Regions from separate parts of the Homo sapiens genome. Here region 2 is linked to region 1. A link is a loop called in an ENCODE intact Hi-C map of the cell type or tissue named here. Cell type or tissue: dorsolateral prefrontal cortex. All regions are shown on one strand. Each heading gives the region's core, and the rest is flanking DNA. Links, peaks and the distances in the headings are about the cores only.

What was found. Hi-C counts contacts between places; a loop is a spot of excess contacts. Peaks named below come from ENCODE experiments on the same cell type or tissue, not always from the same donor. Only the 100,000 strongest peaks of a DNase experiment are listed, where the experiment ranks them.
Region 2: a loop joins it to region 1, with 9 times the contacts of the local background. A loop is called at or near these places in 7 of 110 quality-filtered maps.

What each region holds. Positions count from the first base shown.
Region 1 is chr5:150,291,243-150,301,042 of GRCh38, forward strand. ARSI (arylsulfatase family member I) reads right to left here. Exons shown (of 2, transcript NM_001012301.4): 2 at 5,101-7,370. The coding sequence ends at 5,972. Among named protein-coding and RNA genes, the nearest start is that of CAMK2A, 6.4 kb to the left of the region's middle. RefSeq lists enhancers at 1,713-2,294, 2,295-2,875. In dorsolateral prefrontal cortex, for the core only: no CTCF peak of the experiment used is centred there; DNase peaks (open chromatin) are centred at 2,122, 4,149 and 4,759; H3K4me3 peaks cover 305 bases; H3K27ac peaks cover 4,700 bases.
Region 2 is chr5:150,434,802-150,444,601 of GRCh38, forward strand. It overlaps RPS14 (ribosomal protein S14), which reads right to left. Exons shown (of 5, transcript NM_005617.4): 5 at 7,834-9,552. The coding sequence ends at 9,485. Among named protein-coding and RNA genes, the nearest start is that of RPS14, 10 kb to the right of the region's middle. RefSeq lists silencers at 2,591-2,791, 7,671-7,871 and an enhancer at 6,190-6,729. In dorsolateral prefrontal cortex, for the core only: CTCF peaks have their summits at 1,441 (motif pointing left), 1,668 and 4,539 (motif pointing right); DNase peaks (open chromatin) are centred at 1,450, 6,583 and 7,410; H3K4me3 peaks cover 406 bases; H3K27ac peaks cover 3,544 bases.

The DNA.
Region 1 (9,800 bases), core at 927-8,926:
AGGTGTGAGGCACCATGCCCGGCCTTTGGACATTTATTAGCTGAGTGATCACGGGCAAGTCACTCACCCTCTCTGAGCCTCCAGCTCCTTTTCTACACAACAGGGGAATGAAGATGCCCTGCAGGGGAAGGCTGTGGAGATGGAGTGGGCTAAGGGCTGTGAAGGCCTTTGGGAACTATGTAAATAGGAGGCCTCTTTCTAGGCTCTAGAGGAGGAAAATGAAGGTTTAAAGCTGGCCCGTGACCACCCCATCACTCTAGCTTGGGCTTGGCATCTCAGACCCTGCATACCCCTTCCCCTCTCCACTGAGGAAAAAGGGTGCCTTGGCCCATTTCGCAGCTTGATGGGCAGAGGCTTCATGCCAGCACCTGCCCCCAGCGAGCATGGGTTGGATAAAAGGATCCAGGCATCCAGACCCTCAGGGATTCTAGCCCACCCGCTCTGAACCTCCACATTGCCTTGCTAGTCCTCTCACTTGCAGGACATGTTATCTGCTTGTTGGTATTCTCCAACCCCATGAAGTCCCTGACTCACTACCCTACTTGCAGGGGCCCCCTGGAGACATCTGGATAACCCTCCCATTCTGCCCTTCTTCCTGGGAGTGGGCTGTGGGGGAGAATAAAGGGTGAGCTCACCCATTCAGCCGCTGTTCCCAGGAGAGGAGAGGGAGGGTGGGAGAGGGAGGGTGGCAGAGGGGAAGAGGGGAAGTGAGCAAGGGAGGAGGGGGGTAATGGCTTAGCCACTAATTGCACCATTACCACCTTTGGGAAAAGGGAAAACCACTCAGTTTTGTTTCTGCGCACAATATGCTTCCCGCTTCTGCCGCCAACGTTGCAATTCAGAGGCAGAGTGGAGAGGCCTATGCCTGGGGGCCGCACAGCCAGTGGGCAGCAGGCAGGGCACAGAACACGGTGGCCAAGCTACAGGCCTATGTGGGGAGGTGGGGGAGGGCTGCACTGCCACCCTCCTGTCCCAGACCCTCTAGCCTGTCCCCCAGGAGGGGATGGCTTCCACACAAGAAAGTGCTGGAAGAGCCCTTAGTGACCACCAAGGCCACCTGCCATTGCACAGGGACAGGAGAGGCAGTGTTGCTTAGTAGTTAGGGTGACTCCACGACTTACGGGCTATGTGATTTTGGATGAATATCCTAACTTCTCCGTGCCTCTGTGTCTTCATCTGCATAATTGGGTCAATAATATTCCCTACCTCCAGGCTGTTCTGTAGATTAAATGAGACAAGCACAGTGGCTGACACTATAAATGCTCAATAAATGGGAAATTATAATCAAGAAACTCAAAAGTCCTCTCCCCTCACACACCACTCCCTGAATCACGGAAGCACACACCATCATCTTGAGTCCCAGCACTTCAGGGCACTGTTCCCTTAGTCTGCACTGGAGTTTAGCTCATGGTTTGGAAATCACCTTGTCTAAGCCTAGTTTGCAGCAATTTCTGTAGAACAAAGAACTAGAGCTAGAAGGAGAGGAACCACAAGGCTCTCCAGCTCATCGGGTGCCAAAGGAATGATGATGCTGTTTTAAAAATTCACAGTAAAACAAAAAAGCAACTATGCTGTGAGATTATGAGGCTGTATTAATGGAAATCTAATGTTCTGAACTGGGACAGTCCTGCGTGGCTGGGTGCTGGCCTGACCCCTGTTTCCTCTCCCGATTCCCACTGATGAAATGGAGCATGCTCAGAAGTGAGCAGAGCACATGGGGAAGACCCTGGCATCAGGTCCCTCAGAGGAAGGTGTGAAGGAATGGAGGCAGGAAGATGGCCACCTCTCTCCCTGTATGTGATGTGGACCACGGGGGCAGCCTCTGTGGCTGCTGGGAGCAGGGCCAGCACAGCCCCGCTCCTGTCATCTCTTTCTTCCCTACTTCCATCTCTCCTTTCCACTCTCCTTTCTTCTCTCCTCTTGCCTTCCCCTCTCCCTCATTTTTCCTGTTCCCTCTTTTGCATCCTTCCTTCTCAGTTCTCCGTCTTTCTCATCTTTTTTACTTCCTTTCTGGTTTCCAGCTCCCTCTCTTTCTGTCACTCTTCTCTCCCTCCCCTGCTGGCCTGCACTGTGCATGCGGTCCTGGGGGATGGGCAAGTTGAGGGCTGCAGGATCCAGATAGCAGAGAGATGGCTGGAGAGGCAGAAGAGAGAAGAAGAGGAGGGAGAAGAGGAAGAAGTCCCCTCTGAAAGTCTTACACATGAGCACACACACACACCCCTCTGAGCCTTCCAGAGCCTAGCTCAGCGGTGTGGGCACTGCCTCGGACAGGCACCCCCCACCTTCCTGAGGGTAATAGCCACTCTGCTGAGAAGGCATGACTGCTAATTCACCACCTCCCCTGAGCCCGCGAGGCTAGCAGCTGTGCCCGGTGGTGGCGGGCACTGAGGAGCCAGCCGTGCCTCTGTGGCGCTGAGAGAATGAGCCGATGATTGCAGGAGGGGGACTGTTCCTGCCAAACTCCCCACTCCCCAGGGCCAAAGCAGACACGAGAGGCAGCACGTGTGCCCCCATCTGCAACACGCGTGTGGTATTCGAGAGCAGGCCTCCATGCTATGGGCTGGTCGCCAGGGGTGGGAGCCCTGGAGGTTGCTGAACCCAGTCCTGACATGCCAGAATAGGGATTGGCACGTGAACACAGGCAGTGCTCCACAGAGACAGAAGGGATGAAAAGTGACCAGGGCTGGGTTCCTGCATGGGTGATTGTAGCCCCAGTGGCATTGTGACAGCTGACTCAAATCCCACCTTCCACAGCCCACACACATATGCCCAAGTGCCCCAGGGTCCTGCAGGGCCTGGGCAGGCACCACAGAAAGTGTGCCATCCAAAGGGTCCCCACAGGGCCTGTCCCACTAAGGGCAGTGAGCATGGGGGGCAGAATTGGTGGAAAGTGGGCCAAGAGAGAAATGGTCCTGCTGAGGGTCTGGGTGGAGGGAGATTGGGTTCATTCATTGCAGTAAGTAAGGCTAGGCCTACATGAAGAAGTGGGGGAAGTCAGGGATCAGGGAGCAGAACTGTCCCTGAGGTCTCCCACACAGGAGGCACTCTTGCAGGGGAGAGTGAAGCAGAGAGCCATGGGACAGAGGACAATGGCTACTGGGCCGATGGCTGCATAGCACTCCTTGCAGTTAGAGGACCTGAGTTCGAGTCCTGGAAGAGCTTGCAGGAGGTCTCCCCAGTAGAACCTCCACTTCCTCCTGAGAAAGATGGAGCCCAGAGCACTGGCCCTCCATCCAGGTGTGGGGCTATCACTTGGCCCTTGGGGAATGGGTTACCAGAGCCCAGGACTCTACTGGCAGGGCCCAGCTTGGACAGGCTGCCCCCTGGCTCTGGCCCCTACAGCTGGCAGATCAGCTGCCATCTGGTGCAGCCAAGGAAGAAACAGGGGGTCTCACCAGGCATCTCTGGGCTCCACTTCCCCAGATCTGTGGCCCGAGGGACCGGAGCTGCCTCTGATCTGCCCTCCCTTCCCTCCCCACAAGCACAGGTGCTCAAATGGTACGAGCACCTGCCTGGCAGTGCCAGTTGGCGGCCTGGCACAGAGTCCAGACCCAGGTGCCCCGGCTGGAGGAAACTTGGGCCACAGGAGATGGGAGGGGGCTGGCAGGAGCCATGCTGATTGCTGGGAAGAGCAGAAGTCACCACAGGCTGAGCCTGTTATCGTAGTGCTTGAGTGCTCTGGGGCACCCAAGACCCTCCACCAATCTCAGGCCTAGGCCAGCCGCCAGCTCCTCTAGACCAGGTTGCAGGCTCAAGCTTGCGTGGGGCCACCGGGCTGTTTGCTGAGCGCTGGGTTGGGTAGGACTCAGCTAGGCAAGCTCTGGGCTGGATTTGAGACTGGACCAAGACCTGGGGTCAAGTCTCCTTCTCAGGGCACCAGGAACAGGTGCCAGCCCCATCCCCAGCTAGTCTTTCTTGGTTTAGGTTGGTCACAGGCAGTAAGCCTCGGTGATTAGGGGACAGCAGAAAGGGCCATTCACGGTCCTGCACTTGCGGTGCCAAAGGGCAGGGGCCCTGGGAGAGAAGTGGGGGCTGGAGCTGGAGGGTAAGCCTCGGGCAGGGCTGACTCAGCAGGCACAGGAGAGGCCTCCATACAACTCGTGCAAGCCCGGAGTGGCAGGGAAGCCTTGGCTCCATGCCACCCTGGAAAGGCCCCACCCACACAGCTGGGACAAGCACCCAGCAGAGCTAGAGTACCCTGAGGAGTGGGCGAACTACGGACAGCTCATCTCCCAGGGTGTGTCAGGCCTGGGCCACCGCCCTAACAGGTGACTTACTTCTTCAGAGCCTCCCTCCTGAGCAGACTGAAATGCTGGAGGTCACTGGAATCCAGAGGCCTCTGCCTATCCTGGCTCCTGCCCCACGACACAGCTGGGAATCAACATCATAGAGGCAGGGAAAGATGCTAGTTGGGGGAGGTGATAAGGGGTAAAAAGAATAGGGCCAGGAGGAAGGGGCTTAGAGCATGAATGGTCACCTCCACCCAACAGCCTCAGGCCAGACCCTCACTCCTGGACTCAGCCACATCTGCAGTGGGGATGGAACTCTGTAACCAATACCTGAACCCCCACACATACCGCACCCACCCCACCCCACCCATCCTGCTCATCCACAAGCTGATGAGTCCTAACAGGCCTCCTTTGCCAGTGACAAAAATAACTATTTTAAAAATTCACAGCAGGGCTTTCGCCTACACACACTGCGCCGACTGGAACCTGAAGGGAGATATGCAGAACGCAGTGTGCGGATGGAGGCGCGCTAGGCGGCAGGCGGGCTCTGCAACACCCGTGGCCTCCTCGCTACCACTCAGCCTGCCCCCCACCCCAACACACACACATGCACACTAGCCCAGAATGGCCAAATGGGAAGTGCTCTTAGATCATCACTGAACATAGTGGGATGTTGAGGCCCAGAGAGGGTCAGGGATGTGCCTGAGGTCACATAGTGGGTCTGTGGCAGGACTCCCATTCCCCCACCGCCTAGCCAGGCTGTCCACCTCCTCTCCTGTTCACTCGGCCGACCGTGAGCTCATACCTGCCCCCAGGACACACATGCACACACCCACACATGCTCATAGTCAGACAGCACTGCATCCCTCACTTCCATGTTACGACACTTTAATCAAGTTCACAAGCTCCTCCACAACCTTGGCCAGTCTTCCAGAGCCTCATGAAGGAGGCAGAGCCAGGGCTGGCATCCCCACTTGCAGGTGGGGAAATCAAGGCCTAGAGGGCAAGAACTGTGCCCCAGGTCACAGGAGAACCCAGGTGTCCTGGTACTGGTTTGGGGGCTCTTCACAGCTCTTTCTACCACCCTTGGTGCTGCAGCAGTTAATGGCCCAGCCAGTTTCTCTGGGTACTGGAGGGGCCAGAAGAGGAATTTTGCACCACGGTGCCTGACACCAGTCTGACCGGAGGACTGGCCTAGGCCATGTGAAGACCCAAGAAGGTCAACCCCCCCGACCCCTGCCCTCCACCCACAGCGCTTGGGGGTCCCTGTAGAGAGCAGCCAGATTGCCATGCTTCAGCTGGGGGCCAGGCTTGGAGTTGCCTCCAGGCAACTCCCAAACACCACCACAGGGATCCCGTGTTAAGGGGGAAGCCTTAAAGGAGTTGTCAAGTGGCAAGGCCGGCCAGGAACTCCACCGTGGCCCCAGGCTCCAGGGCCACACCAAAGAGTCACAAAGTCATTAGAGCTCATTTTACAGATGAGGAAACTGAGGCTAAAAGCTCATGTGGGTCACCTGAGGTCACAGAGCAAGTCCGTGAGGAGGCAGGACTGAGACACAGGCATCCCAGTCTGGTTTATTCCCACCCACTCCTATCCAGGCTCCCTACCCTGTTCAACCAAGGGACTCTACACCCTCCAACTCCCTGTAGATGGAGATGTGACAGGCTTCTCCCTGAGAAACAGCAGGGCCAAGCCGGAGTGGGGAAGATCCTCTAAAGGACAGTTTTCTCCCTCCCCACCATCAGATCCGTTGGGACATTAGCCTGGTGTTGAGTTTACGGAAAAAGGATCGAAGCTTGCAAATCTTGCATTTTTTCTTGCGACGACCCCGGGAGAAGCTTCGAGCCCTCCCTTCCTCTTCCTCCTCTTCCTCATCACTGGCCCAGGGCCCCCAAGCACCCCCATTAAAGTCAGGATGAGCCCGGGGGTTCTCAGCTGGGTAGCGTACCGGGATGGCTGTGCGGTTATATTCGGCCAGGCGAGCCAGCAGGGTGCGGACCACATCAGGCCGCTGGCCAGCCAGGTCCTCCCGTTCATAAGGGTCAGCACTGATGTTGAAGAGCCACACGGCCTGGCGGACACTGGCCATTCGTTCCAGGTTCCACCAGCTACCCGGGAAGGTGGCCAGTGTCTGCGGTGGGATCCAATCGCCATAGCCGGGGTCTCCTGTCAGCAGCTTCCACTCACCCACGCGGATGGCAGCCTGCACGGCGGTGTTCCAGATGCCAAAGCCGCCCTCCAGGGAGCCATGCTGGGCATGGTTGTAGAGTGGGTCAATGTTGTGCAGGATCTCCGTGCGTGGTGAGGCCCGGCCCTCGCTGATGGCCGGCCACACGTCGTAGCCATCTAGCCCATCGGCTGCTGAGGTGGTACCACCTGCCAGACCCACCAGGGTCGGGTACCAGTCAGTGATGTGCATCAGTGCCCGGCTTGTCCGTTGCTTTCGCTTGAGCAGGGGACTGTGGACAAAGCCTAGGCCCCGCACGCCACCTTCCCAATAAGTGCCCTTGCGTCCTCGGAGCGGCCAGTTGCTGCCCCCCGAGAAAGTCTGGCCACCATTGTCACTGGAGAAGATGATGACACTGTTGTTGTAGAAACCGTAGCGCTTGAGGGCCCAGGTGATGTTGCGCACAGCCTCATCCATGCAGGTCACCATGGCCGCGTACTTCCGCCGGGCCACATTGCCCATGGTGCGGTAGCGGTACAGGTACTCACGAGGGGACTGCAGGGGTGTGTGTACTGCCTGGAAGGCCACATAGAGGAAGAGGGGACGCTGAGGGCTGTGGCTGGCCAGGATATGGCTGGCGCGCTGGGCATAAAGCATAGTGGAGTACTGGCCGCTGAGCCCCCAGGCCACATTCTCACCCTCGTGCAGGTCGAAGCCGCACACGCCTGGGCCATCACAGTTGTCATAGGTGTAATAGTCCACATTGCCCGTGAGCGAGCCCAGGAAGGTGTCGAAGCCCCGACGGGTGGGCAGACACTCCTTCCGGTAGAAGCCCAGGTGCCACTTGCCCACCATATGGGTGGAATAACCTGCCTCCTGCAGCTTCTGTGGCAGTGTCACCTGGTCCAGGGGCAGGCAGTTGGGCTGCTGTGGGCGGATGATGGAATGCTGGAGTCCTGTGTGGATCTGGTACCTGGTGGGGAGGAGGGGAAGGCACAGAAGGCACAGGTAAGCTACAGACCATTGCTCTGGCCATCCAGTCCCCAGTACCACTGTGAGGTGGGCTGTGGTCCCAGCACTACCAGCAAAAATAATAACAGTAACCACCAGGTACTATCTACTATGCTAAGCACCTCAAATGCATTATCTCATCGAATCCTCAAAATCACTGGAAGTAGATCATATTGTCGTTTTACAGATGAGGAGATTGAAGCTCAGAATGGCTAAGCCACTCACCCAAGATCACACAGCTAGGAAGTTGGAGAGATAAAAGTTGAACCCAGGGTAATAATGACAATAATAATAGCTAATACCGAGCACTCACTGTGAGCTTGGCATTACACTAATCCTCTTATGTGAATTATCTTACTTAATCCTCACCACAAATTCAGAGGTACATATTATTGTTCCCATTTTCCAAATAAGGGAACTGAGGCTTGGTAAATTAAATTAGTTGCCCGGTGACTCACACGGCTAGTAGTTGGAGTGGGATTTATAACCCAAGCAGTCTGGCTCCAGACTTCGGAATCCCTAAGCTCTAAGCTATTAACTTGCACTGGGGCCTAGAGCAAGCCCTGCTTTCCCAGGCAAACTCTTACTCACTCTTCAAAGCTCAGTCCAAATGTTATCCATGCTATAAAGTCTTTCATAACTCTCCCAAAGAATTAGTCACTTTTGCTTCTGGGTTCCCCTAGCATTTAGTACACACCATCGTTTTCTTACTTGGCCGTGGGATTATACTCGTCTGCACATGCTCTTGCGCCCAGTGACATGTGATGAGACTGTCCTTTATTCAACCTTCTATTCCTAGCACCCAAGTGATGTTCAAAGAGCACTCAATTATTTATGAAATGAATGAATGAATGACACTTAAGAGGGTTTTAGAGCCAGAAGGGACCCAATTCATTCTCTAGTTTACTCACCTCATCTTAAAAAGGACCTAAGGTCTTTTTAAGGGAAGGGGAAGGGCCTTAACTGAGGTCGCTCGGTGGTCAGGAACAGAGCCAGGACTTGAACATAAATCCAAGCAGAGTCTAAGCAGGGACTCTTTTTCAGCAAACTGGGCTGCCGTATCTCTTCCCACATGGGGGCCTCAGTTTGCTCCCGTATAGGAGTTGGTTGAAATGGGAAATCTCTAAGACTCGTCTAGTTTCCCAGTTTTTTAAGACCAGCTCCCAAGTGCCTGCCTGTGAGCTCATATGACCCCTTGATCCAGGCTATCACCCTGAGGCAGGAGTAAATGGTTAGGCAAATCCTGAATTCCTCATTTATCCATTCATATCCCATCTTCCCCCTTCTGTGGTCAAGGCTCCCATGTGATCTGCTTATGGTGTCTTGCCTTTACTCAAGTCTTGAAAGTCCCAGAGTAAATAAGAAGCCTGGAACTTCACAAGTATGTTAAAATCCCACACCTTTTTCTCACCTCCAGGCATCCAAATTAATCCAAGCCCTGAATACCTGACATCTTTAACCAGAGCACAGGAGTGAGTTTCTGTTTTGGTTTCCTTATCTTAAAGCTGTTATTGTTGTTAGCTCTAATTAGCTACTACTGCCATTTTTAACACTATGTGCCATACACATACATTATCTCATTTAACTCTCATTTTAAAAACCTACAGGGAAGTCTATTACCACCCCCATTCTACAGATGATAAAACCAAGTCCCCCGAAAGTGCAGCAATGACCCAAGTTCAGAGAGCTGACAAGCAGTGGAGCTAAGCTTTGAACCTGGGTCCACTCAAGTCATGCTCAAAATCTTTTGGTGATAACGGCCTCTCCAGGCCTCAATCAAGCTAATAAATTATTGGATTTGATATGAGAAGCACCCTAGGGCCCTGAGTCCCAACTGGGCCGGTCTTCATAGAGGTGGGGTGCTGTGGAGCGCTGGCTTGTAAAGCGGATGGGCCAGCTAAGAGTCACCAAAGCCCACCTGCAAGTGAGTCACAAGAGAAACTTTGCCTCTCTCCAGTGTCACAAAACACAACTGGATGTGTTAACAAACACTAACGAGGGCTGTAAGCATCAATGAGATGGAGCCAGCTGCAGGGTGGGGGAGGGCAGGCACTGGCCGGCCACCTTCAGTTAGCTTCGCAGATCAGGGGACTGGAGCACTGCCCTCCTGCTGTCTGCTCATTCCGCTACTTAAACCAAAAGTCACCTCTTAGGACAGAAACGCTAAGTTGTGTATAACTCTTGGGAATGCAGACTCCTCCACCCTCTTCTGCAGGTCAACATTGGTCTTCACCACTACACCACTAACCTGCACCACCACCCCAACCCATACACACCCCACACCCCTCCTTCTTTCTTCTGTTCTCCTTCTGATTCCTGGATCTAAACGCTGGGTGCCAGATCGAAGGAACAAAGGACGCCATTTGATGCCCAGCTCCGGGACCCCCGCCAA
Region 2 (9,800 bases), core at 590-8,589, 140 kb after region 1:
TCCGGAGCCAGGCAGAGCTAAGTTCAAATCCAGACTCCTCCACTTACTTGCTGTGTGATCTTGGCTGAGGCACTTAGTCTCCCTAAGCAAGCCTCAGTTTTCTCATCTGCAAAACAGGACTAATAATAATAATAATCTTGCCTGCTTCATAGCATGTTGTGAAGATTGATTAAGAGAATGCAGCCAGGCGCAGTGGCTCACACCTGTAATCCCAGCACTTTGGGAGGCCGAGGCAGGTGGATCATGAGGTCAGGAGTTCGAGACCAGCCTGGCCAATATGGTGAAACCCCGTCTCTACTAAAAATGCAAAAAACTAGCCAGCATGATAGCAGGTGCCTGTACTCCTCGCTACTCGGGAGGCTGAAGGGGAGAATCTCGCTTGAACCCGGGAGGCGAAGGTTGCAGTGAACCAAGATAGTGCCATTGCACTCCAGCCTGGGTGACAGAGCGAAACTCTGTCTCGGAAAAAAAAAAAAAAAAAAAGAGAATGCATGTAAAACACTCGGCATAGTACCTACCTCAATAAATGTTTGGCATTAATATCTAAGGCTGTGCTGTCTAACATGGCAGCCACTAGCTACACATGGTGGTTGAGCCCTTGAAATGTGGCTAGTCCAAATGGAAGTGTGCTATAAGTGGAAATATATAAGGGACCAGCCGGGCTCAGTGGCTCAGGCCTGTAATCCCAGCACTTTGAGAGGCTGAGGCGGGTGGATCACCTGAGTTCAGGAGTTCAAGACCAGCCTGACCAACATGGTGAAACCCTGTCTCTACTAAAAATACAAAAATTAGCCAGGTGTGGTGGTGGGTGCCTGTAATCCCAGCTACTTGGGAGGCTGAGACAGGAGAATTGCTTGAACCCGGGAGGTAGAGGTTGCAGTGAGACAAGATTGTGCCACTGCACTCCAGCCTGAGTGACAGAGAGACTCCGTCTCAAAAAAAAAAAGTACAATGGATCTCAAACTTCACACAAAAAAAGTAAAACATCTTAATAATTTTTATATTGATTATATGTTGGAATGAAAATATTTTGAACATATTGGGTTACATGAAATATATTATTAAAATTAATGTCATTTTGTGATACTTTATCAGTGTGGCTACTGGAAAATTTGAAATTACACCTGTGGCTCACTTCTGTGGCTTGCATCATATTTCTTTGGTGCTAATTCTAGTGGGTTTTATTGTTGTTTTCAGTGGGGGGGAGGAGATCTGGTTTGGTTTGGGAGCATTTGAATTCCACTGGCTGCACCTTTCTCTTTTACATGGCATCTGAGGTGCAAGGGCTCTTCAGAGATCACAGAGATGCAATCTCCTTTTTGTAAAGATGAGGAAACGGAGGCACATAAGAAATGGATAGGCTGAGGGCCACTGAACCAGGGGTGGCAGAACCCAGATCAGAACTAAGACAGCAAGGCAGCACGCGGCTTCCTGTCAGAACAATGCTGCCACCTGGTGGCCACCTATATATGACTGATGTAAGCTCCCACGGCAACGGGGCTCCCTTCAGGGGCAGGACTCTGCTACCGTGTACTTCCCAGCCCTCTGAAGAGATGCTGAGACAGGGCGGGTCCTCCTCCTCCTCGACTTCCTTGGTAGCCTGATTGCACTGAGCCCCAGCCTGCTAGAAGTGAAAGAGTGTGGCGATTAAGGGCACGGTCTGTGGTTATAGACAAGCGTATGTAAGTTTGAATCCTTGCTCCTGCCCCTTTCCAGCTGTGTGCCCCTGGACGAGTCACTTAACCTCTCTGACCCTCAGTTTCCTCACATGTTAAATTTTGATAATAACAGTACTTACCTCAAAGCGACTGAATGAGGTAATACTTGTAATATGAGTCATAAATATTTATATGATACCAGGTACGCATTGTCTCAGGTGCTGGGACAGCAGTGACCTGAACGGAAAAGTCCAGTAGTCACCAAGCCCAGTGGTTCTCAAAATGTGGTCTCTGAACCATCAACATCAGCACTACTTGGGAACTTAGAAATACAAATCTTCAGACCGGGTGCGGTGGCTCATGCCTATAATCCCGGCATTTTGGAGGCTGGGTTGGGTAATCAATTGAGCCCTGGAGTTCAAGACCAGTGAGGGCAACATAGCAAGACCCCACCTCTAAATAAAGAAAAAGAAAGAAAGATGGAAGGAAGGAAGGAAGGAAGGAAGGAAGGAAGGAAGGAAGGAAGGAAGAGAAAGAAAGAAAGAAAGAGAAAAAAGAAAGAAAGAAAGAAAGAAAGAAAGAAAGAAAGAAAGAAAGAAAGAAAGAAAAAGAAAGAAAAGAAAGGAAGGAAGGAGGGAGGGAAGGAAAGAGGCAGGCAGGGAGGGAAGGAAGGAAGGAGAAAGAAAGAAGGAAAGAAAAAGAAAAAGGAAAGAAAGAAAGAAAAAGAAAGAAAGAAAAGAGAAAGAAAGGAAAGAAAGAAAAGAAGGAAGAAGGCAGGGAGGAAGGGAAGGCAGGCAGGCAGGCAGGCAGGCAGGCAGGCAGATATTCAGGCCTCCATCCCAGATCTACTGAATCAGAAACTCGGGGTGGGAGCCCAGCAATCTGAATCTGATGCATACTTGTTTGAGAACCACTGACTTGGTGATATAGATGTTAATACCAAGTTGGGCTAAGATCTACACATTTGGCCGCATACATGGATAAATAGCTTGAGAATGATGGGCAGAGGTGAGGGATGCTAATGGATCTGTGATGTCAGGGAAGTTTGTCTGATAAGGCGACAGTTTCCAGCAGAGATCTAAAAGTGAGTATCTAGAGGAAAGAGAAGAAGGTCATGCCATCTCCTCTTCAAGACTCTCCCTGTAGACTGTAGACTGCATTCATGACTCTGCTTACTTCTCACTGGCCACAACTTAGTTGTGTGAGTGACACTTAGCTGCCTGGGAGGGGGCTGGAAACTGTACTGTTTATTCCTTGTTTCTCTTAATTCTATGTTTCTTCTTTTTTTTCTATTTTAATATTGCTCAGACCATCCTCCATAAAATGTCATCTTCATTCTGATCAGCCATACACGCAGCTAAAAATTGAGATTCCTATTTCCAATAGAAGATGAAGAGAAAGCATACTGGGACACAATTATCTCTGCCACATGGTGGTTGAGTCCTTGAAATGTGGCAAGTCCAAATGGAAGTGTGCTATAAGTGTAAATGTACAATGAATCTCAAACTTACCACAAAAAAACAGTAAAACATCTTATTAATAATTTTTATTTTGATTATATGTTGAAGTGAAAATATTTTGGACATATTGGGTTAAATGAAATATATTATTAAAATTAATGTCACTTTTTGGTACTTTATTAATATGGCTACTAGAAAATTTGAAATTACATATGTGGTTCACTTTTGTGGCTTACGTTGTATTTCTTTGGTGCTAATTCTAGTGGGTTTTATTGTTGTTTTCAGTAAGGGAGAAGAGAGATGGTATGTTTGGTTTGGGAGCATTTGAATTTCACTGCTTGCACCTTTCTCTTTTATGTGTTTCTGATATAACTAGCCTTTGGAAGTCTTTTACACGTGTATGCCTCCAGTGATGGAGAGATCACTATCTCATGAAGCAGTTTAAATCTCTGAGCAGCTCTTTTAGAAAACTCCTTTTTAGGCCAGGCGCAGGGCTCACGCCTGTAATCCCAGCACTTTGGAAGGCCGAGGCAGGCAGATCACCTGAGGTCAGGAATTCGAGACCAGCCTGGCCAATATAATGAAACCTCATCTCTACTAAAAATACAAAAATTAGTCGGGTGTGGTGTCAGGTGCCTGTTAATCCCAGCTACTCAGGAGGCTGCGGCAGGAGAATTGCTTGAACCTGGGAGGCGGAGGTTGCAGTGAGCAGAGATGGTGCCATTGCACTCCAACCTGGGCAACAAGAGCAAGACTCTGTCTCAAAAAAATAAAAATAAAAATAAAAAACTCCTCTTTAGGCCAGGGATAGTGGCTCACAACTGTAATCCCAGTACTTTGGGAAGCCAAAGTGGGATGATTGCTTGACCCCAGGAGTTCGAGACCAGCCTGGGCAACATTGTGAGACCCTATCTCTACAAAAAGTGGGGAAAAAATTAGTTGGGAATGGTGATGCACACCTGTAGTCCCAGCTACTCAGCAGGCTGAGGTGGGAGGACTGCTTGACCCTGGGAGGTGGAGGCTGCAGTGAGCTACAATCACACTACTGCACTCCAGTCTGGGCAGAGGTCTTGTCTTCAAAAAAAATAAACATAAATAAAGAAGGGAAGAAAGAAAAAGAAAAGAAGGAAGGAAGAAAGGAAGGAAGGAAGGAAGGAAGGAAGGAAGGAAGGAAGGAGACCCCTGTTTATTTGATGTCAAGTCTACCTCTCTACAACTCCTTCCCTAGCCAACTTCTACCATCGTAGGACCACACATAACGACACTGCTGCCTCTTCCCTGAGACAGAACTTTACCTATTTGAAATCCCTTATACGTTTTCCTTTTTGGCCCATTTAAAGTAAATAACCCTCCTTTGCAGCCACATCTTGGGAAAGGTTTTCCTGATCCTGCACCAAGAGATTGAGGATGGCCTTGCTAGTGCCCTCTCTGGACAACAGGGGTCACTGCAAGGTCCCCCAGGTGAATGGAGGCTCACTGGGCACCAGAGGGGCTGGCAAGGCCGGTGCTCCCTCAGGCAGAATTGTCTTCAGTTCCAAATCCTCTTGGAATCTTCTCTGTTTTGTAATTTCTTCAGATTTATTTTGCAGTTCAGTAACTTTTTTTTTTTTTTTTTGAGACAGAGTCTTGCTCTGTCACCCAGGCTGGAGTGCAATAGCACGATCTTGGCTCACTGCAACCTCCACCTCCCGGGTTTGAGCGATTCTCCTACCTCAGCCTCCTGAGTAGCTGGGACTATAGGCACGCGCCACCAGGCCCAGCTAATTTTTGTATTTTTAGCAGAGATGGGGTTTCACCATGTTGGTTAGGCTGGTCTCAAACTCCTGACCTCGTGATCCGCCCCCCTCGGCCTCCCAAAGTGCTGAGATTACAGGCGTGAGCCACTTCACCTGGCCAGTAACTCTTCTTGCAGCTGGCTCTAATCTGCCATTTAACCTATCCACTGAGCATTTCATTTCATTGATCATACGTGTTTTTCTTTCTGAGGGTTTTCTCTGGTTCCATTTTGAATATACATGATTTTTTTAATAGGTTTTGTCCACTCTTTTTGTTCCATTGCATATTTCTTTCAACATTTCATATGTAGTTATATTCTAATTCTAATATCATCAGAAGTCTTTTGGGTATCTAAATCTGTTTGTTGTTTCTGCTGCCTCTCATTCTGGTGGTTTATTTGCGTGTGTGTTGATTTTTTTCTATGAGCTCTGAGAGGGCAGGGAGTGGGCCCATATTTGGTTTTACCTAATGTGTGGGAAACTGGAGGGATTCCGTTGTCAAGGGCTTTACTCAGAGAGGATGTGCTTTAACTTCTGCGAAGAGCTCAAGGACACTCCTACCTGGGCTCGTGCTAGCCCAGAAATCAGAGTATTTAGGGCTTAATGTGAATGTCAAGTTCAGCTCCCTCACTTTGTTTGGGGTTGGGGATGGGGAGTGATAGAACCTAGGTATAACCTCCCAGCCGCTCTCCAGGATTCTCCACCATTCTTCGCCTGCAGCTTTCCATTCGGTTTTTTCTTTTTTCCTTTCTTCTTCTTTTTTTTTTTTTAGATGGAGTTTTGCTCGTTTGCCCAGGCTGGAGTGCAATGGCATGATCTCGGCTCACTGCAACCTCCGCCTCCCGGGTTCAAGCGATTCTTCTGCCTCAGCAGGCTGGGTGCTGATGTGGCAGACATTGAACAAGACATACTCCCTTCCCTCTCAGGGCTCATAGACTTTGGCGGTGCGGGGGTGAGTAGGCTGTTGTGATAGAGGGTGACCAGTGGTACCATGGGGGAATAGAGGTGTTATGAGAATTCAGTGGAGAGGTACCTTGAAGGCATCCAGGAAGATACCTTTTGATCTCAAACTTCTGACGTCAGGTGATCCACCCGCCTCGGCCTCCCAAAGTGCTGGAATTACAGGTGTCAGCCACTGCGCCTAGCCTCCAGGAAGATACTTTTGAGACAGTGATGAAAAATTGATTCCAGGCCAGGCACGGTGGCTCATGCCTGTAAATCCCAGCACTTTGGGAGGCCAAGGCAGGAGGGTCACTTGAGTCCAGGAGTTCGAGACCAGCCTGGGCGGCACAGGGAGACCCAGTCTCTACAAAAAATTTAAAAATAGGTGGGTGTGGTGATGCACACTTGTAGTCCCAGCTACTCAGGAGGCTGAGGCGGAGGAGGATCACTTGAACCCAGGAGGTCAAGGCTGCAGTGAGCCGTGATTGTGCCACTGCACTCCAGCCTGGGCAACAGAGTGAGACCCAGTCTCAAAAACAACAACAAAAAAAAACAAAACAGATTCTAACAGGTAAGCAGATGATAGTGAGGCCAAGTTGGGGAGAGTAGATGCTCCATGAGCCAAGCTGGGAAGGAAGACACAGAGGAGAGGCTGAAAGCATGAGAAGGCATGGAGGAGGGGAGAACTGAGGGAAACAGGCTTGGCTTGGGCAGAGTGAGAGGAGGGCGGAGGATGGGGTGGGGCCAGCTAAAACACAGGAGATTCACTGAGGAGATTGGATCCTATTCTAAAGACAACAGGGAGGGCAGTGATAAAACAGCAGGGGAGGGCCAGGCGTGGCGGCTCATGCCTGTAACCCCAGCACTTTGGGAAGCCGAGGCAGGCGGATCACCTGAGGTTAGGAGTTTGAGACCTGCCTGGCCAATATGGTGAAACTCTACAAAAATGAGCCAGGCATGGTGGCGGGCACCTGTAATCCCAGCCACTTGGGAGGCTGAGGCAGGAGAATCTCTCCAACCCAGGAGGCAGAGATTGCAGTGAGCCTGAGATCATGCCATTGCACTCCACCCTGGGTGACAGAGCGAAACTCCGTCTCAAAGAAAACAGCAGGGAGTGACAGAATCCAGTTAGTTTTAGATGGCATGTTGCAATGTGGTCTAGAGATAGGCAGAGGCCAGAGGGAAGACTGGGAAACGCTAGGAAGGAAACCTTGGCATGGGAAGGCGGCCAGAAGGGGAGCAGGGGAGAGGGGCAGCGACTGTCTCTAGAGGTCTGGTTGGGGCTGCAGTCGCAGCTTCAGGCGCCTCTGCTGCAGGCTGCAGTCTCAGGTGGGCAGCAGCCCAGCCGCCTCTGCGGTCAATAGGCTGCTACGTTCCCACCTGAGCCACACCACAACTTGGCTCTCCTTTCAGGCAAAACCCCCGAAAGGAACTGCTTTCAAAGACCCGGCTGATTGCATCCCTGGTTACCAGGAAAGAGCAGGACAAGTTACAGTCTCACCACAGGAAATAAAAAGAATGCTCCGGCGACTGGCAGCATTTTTCTACCACGATTCCAGCCAGCTGTCCTTTATGCTGCTTGGCACAAGACCTGCACCAGTGTAAGAATAGCAGCAGCTTCTTCAGTGCCAGGCACTGCGCTAAACACTTTGATCTTGTGTGATTCCATTTGAGGCAGCCATCATCACAGGAGTTTCCACTAAACGGCTGAGAGGTTAAGTACTTTGCCTAAGGTTGAACGGTCTGAAGCTGTGGAATAGGATTTTCCTCCAGGTGTGTCTGCCTCCTGAGGGTCTGTGCACCACATCCTGCCTTAGACTGCCAGACTGACAGTATAAAAGCACCCCTCATTTTTTTTCCCTAATAATTTGACTTTGGAATAATTTTAAGTTTACCAAAAAGTTGCAAAGATACAGTTTCTGTGTGCCACTCACCCGGTTTCACCTGTTACCATCTTACATCGCCATGATACATTTGCCAAAAGTAGGAAACCACTGGTACATTACTACTAGCTTTATTCCAGACTTTAACTCCAGACTTTATTCATATTTTTTAATTTATTATTTACTTATTTAGTTTTTGAGATAGGATCTTGCTCTGTGACCCAGGCTGAATGTAGTGATGCAATCACAGCTCACTGCGGCCTCCACTTCCCAGGCTCAGGCAATTCTCCCACCTCAGCCTCCCAAGTAGCTGGCAGTACAGACGTGTGCCACCATGCCCAGCTAATTTTTTATTTTTTGTAGAGACGGGGTCTCCCTGTGTTGCCCAGGCTGGTCTCAAACTCCTGGGCTCAATCCGTCCTCCTGTCTCGGCTTCCCAAAGTGTTGGGATTATAGGCGTGAACCACTGTGCCCTGCCTTTATCCTATTTCACTAGTTTTTATACTAATACCCTATTCTGGTTCCAGAATCCAATCCAGGATACCACAATGGGCATTTAGTTTTCACGCCTCCTTAATCTCCTGTCCTTGACTTTCATGACTTTTAACAATTTAAGGAGTACTGTTATATTTTTTTTGCAAGCTTTTTTTTTTTATTATACTTTAAGTTTTAGGGTACATGTGCACAACGTGCAGGTTTGTTACATATGTATACATGTGCCATGTTGGTGTGCTGCACCCATTAACTCGTCATTTAGCATTAGGTATATCTCCTAATGCTATCCCTCCCGCCTCCCCAGGAGTACTGTTATTTCATCAGGTTAAGATTCAATGTTGTTATTAAAATCCCTAGCAAGGTTTGGCATGTAACCAACGCCGCCTCATCACAGTAACCCCTTGTCTCAGGACCCATTTATTTGCTTATTCCCTCTGCCTGGAACACGCCATCAAAGGCTAAAAGCAGCATCCCAACAGATTTTCCCCTCTTGCTGGTTTCTTTCCTCTACAACTGACTACCTCAATGGTCTCACCTCTCCAGCCTGTGACACACAGCATCCTCTCCACTGGGTCTCACTAACCCTACCCAGCCACCAGCCTGTCCTAACCATGGCAGGCACCATCACGGGGCCTTGTGGTAATCCCTTGCAAAACGCTGAGTACCATCTGGTGTCACTGGGTACTCAGAGCCGCATGCAAGCTTCCGGAAAGCAAGAACTTTTCTTTTTTATCGCTGATGAAAATAGGACTTGGTGTGTATTTGTGGGGTGACAATCTTTATGTACTTTATGTACTGATGTGGAACAATCTCCAAGATCTGCCAAGTGAAAAAAAGCAAGACGCAGTGGAGTGAGCTCCCAGCTTTGCACAGAAGGTGTGGGGGGAGAATGCACACCCACGTGTGTTTATATATGGCATGGGTCTGGAAGGCTCCTCTTTCGCTTCAGGCTACACTTGGATCAACAGTTCCCACTCTGGCTCTTTAAGAATTGGTCCATATTTAGAACCAGCATCTCCACTCAAAACGAGGTCTCCAACGCCTTGGTCTGCTTTAGATGACCAAGGCAACTTAATGCCGCAAGTAGCATGGAAAAGACCCCAAATGCAGCACCAGGATCTCAGCTCTCCTCAGGCTCCTTTCTCCCAAGAAGCCAAATAGGAGGAAGAAATCAAATGCCTGAGTAGCCCCTGATGAAGGAGAGAAGGCTGGAGTTGAAACAGTTTACATGAAGGCAATTTATTAACAGAAAATATTTTGAGGAATCTTGTTCACAGACGGCGACCACGGCGACCCCCCTTCCTGCGAGTGCTGTCAGAGGGGATGGGGGTGACATCCTCTGTGGGGAGGAAGAGAAAGCGTCATTGCCTGGAGCTGGATGGGAAGGGCCCCCAGGACTCCCTAGACCAATGGCCTAACCAATCAGCAACAGATCCTGCTGCTCCCCAAATGACTCCCCAGTACCTAACAGATGGATGTGAACATGAAGTGGCCCCATCTGCCAGTTCCTCGAATTTCCTGACGTGGTCTTAACTCACTTTCCAGAAAGGGAAACAGGCTGAGCTGTGCGCAAGATGTCAGAGGCAC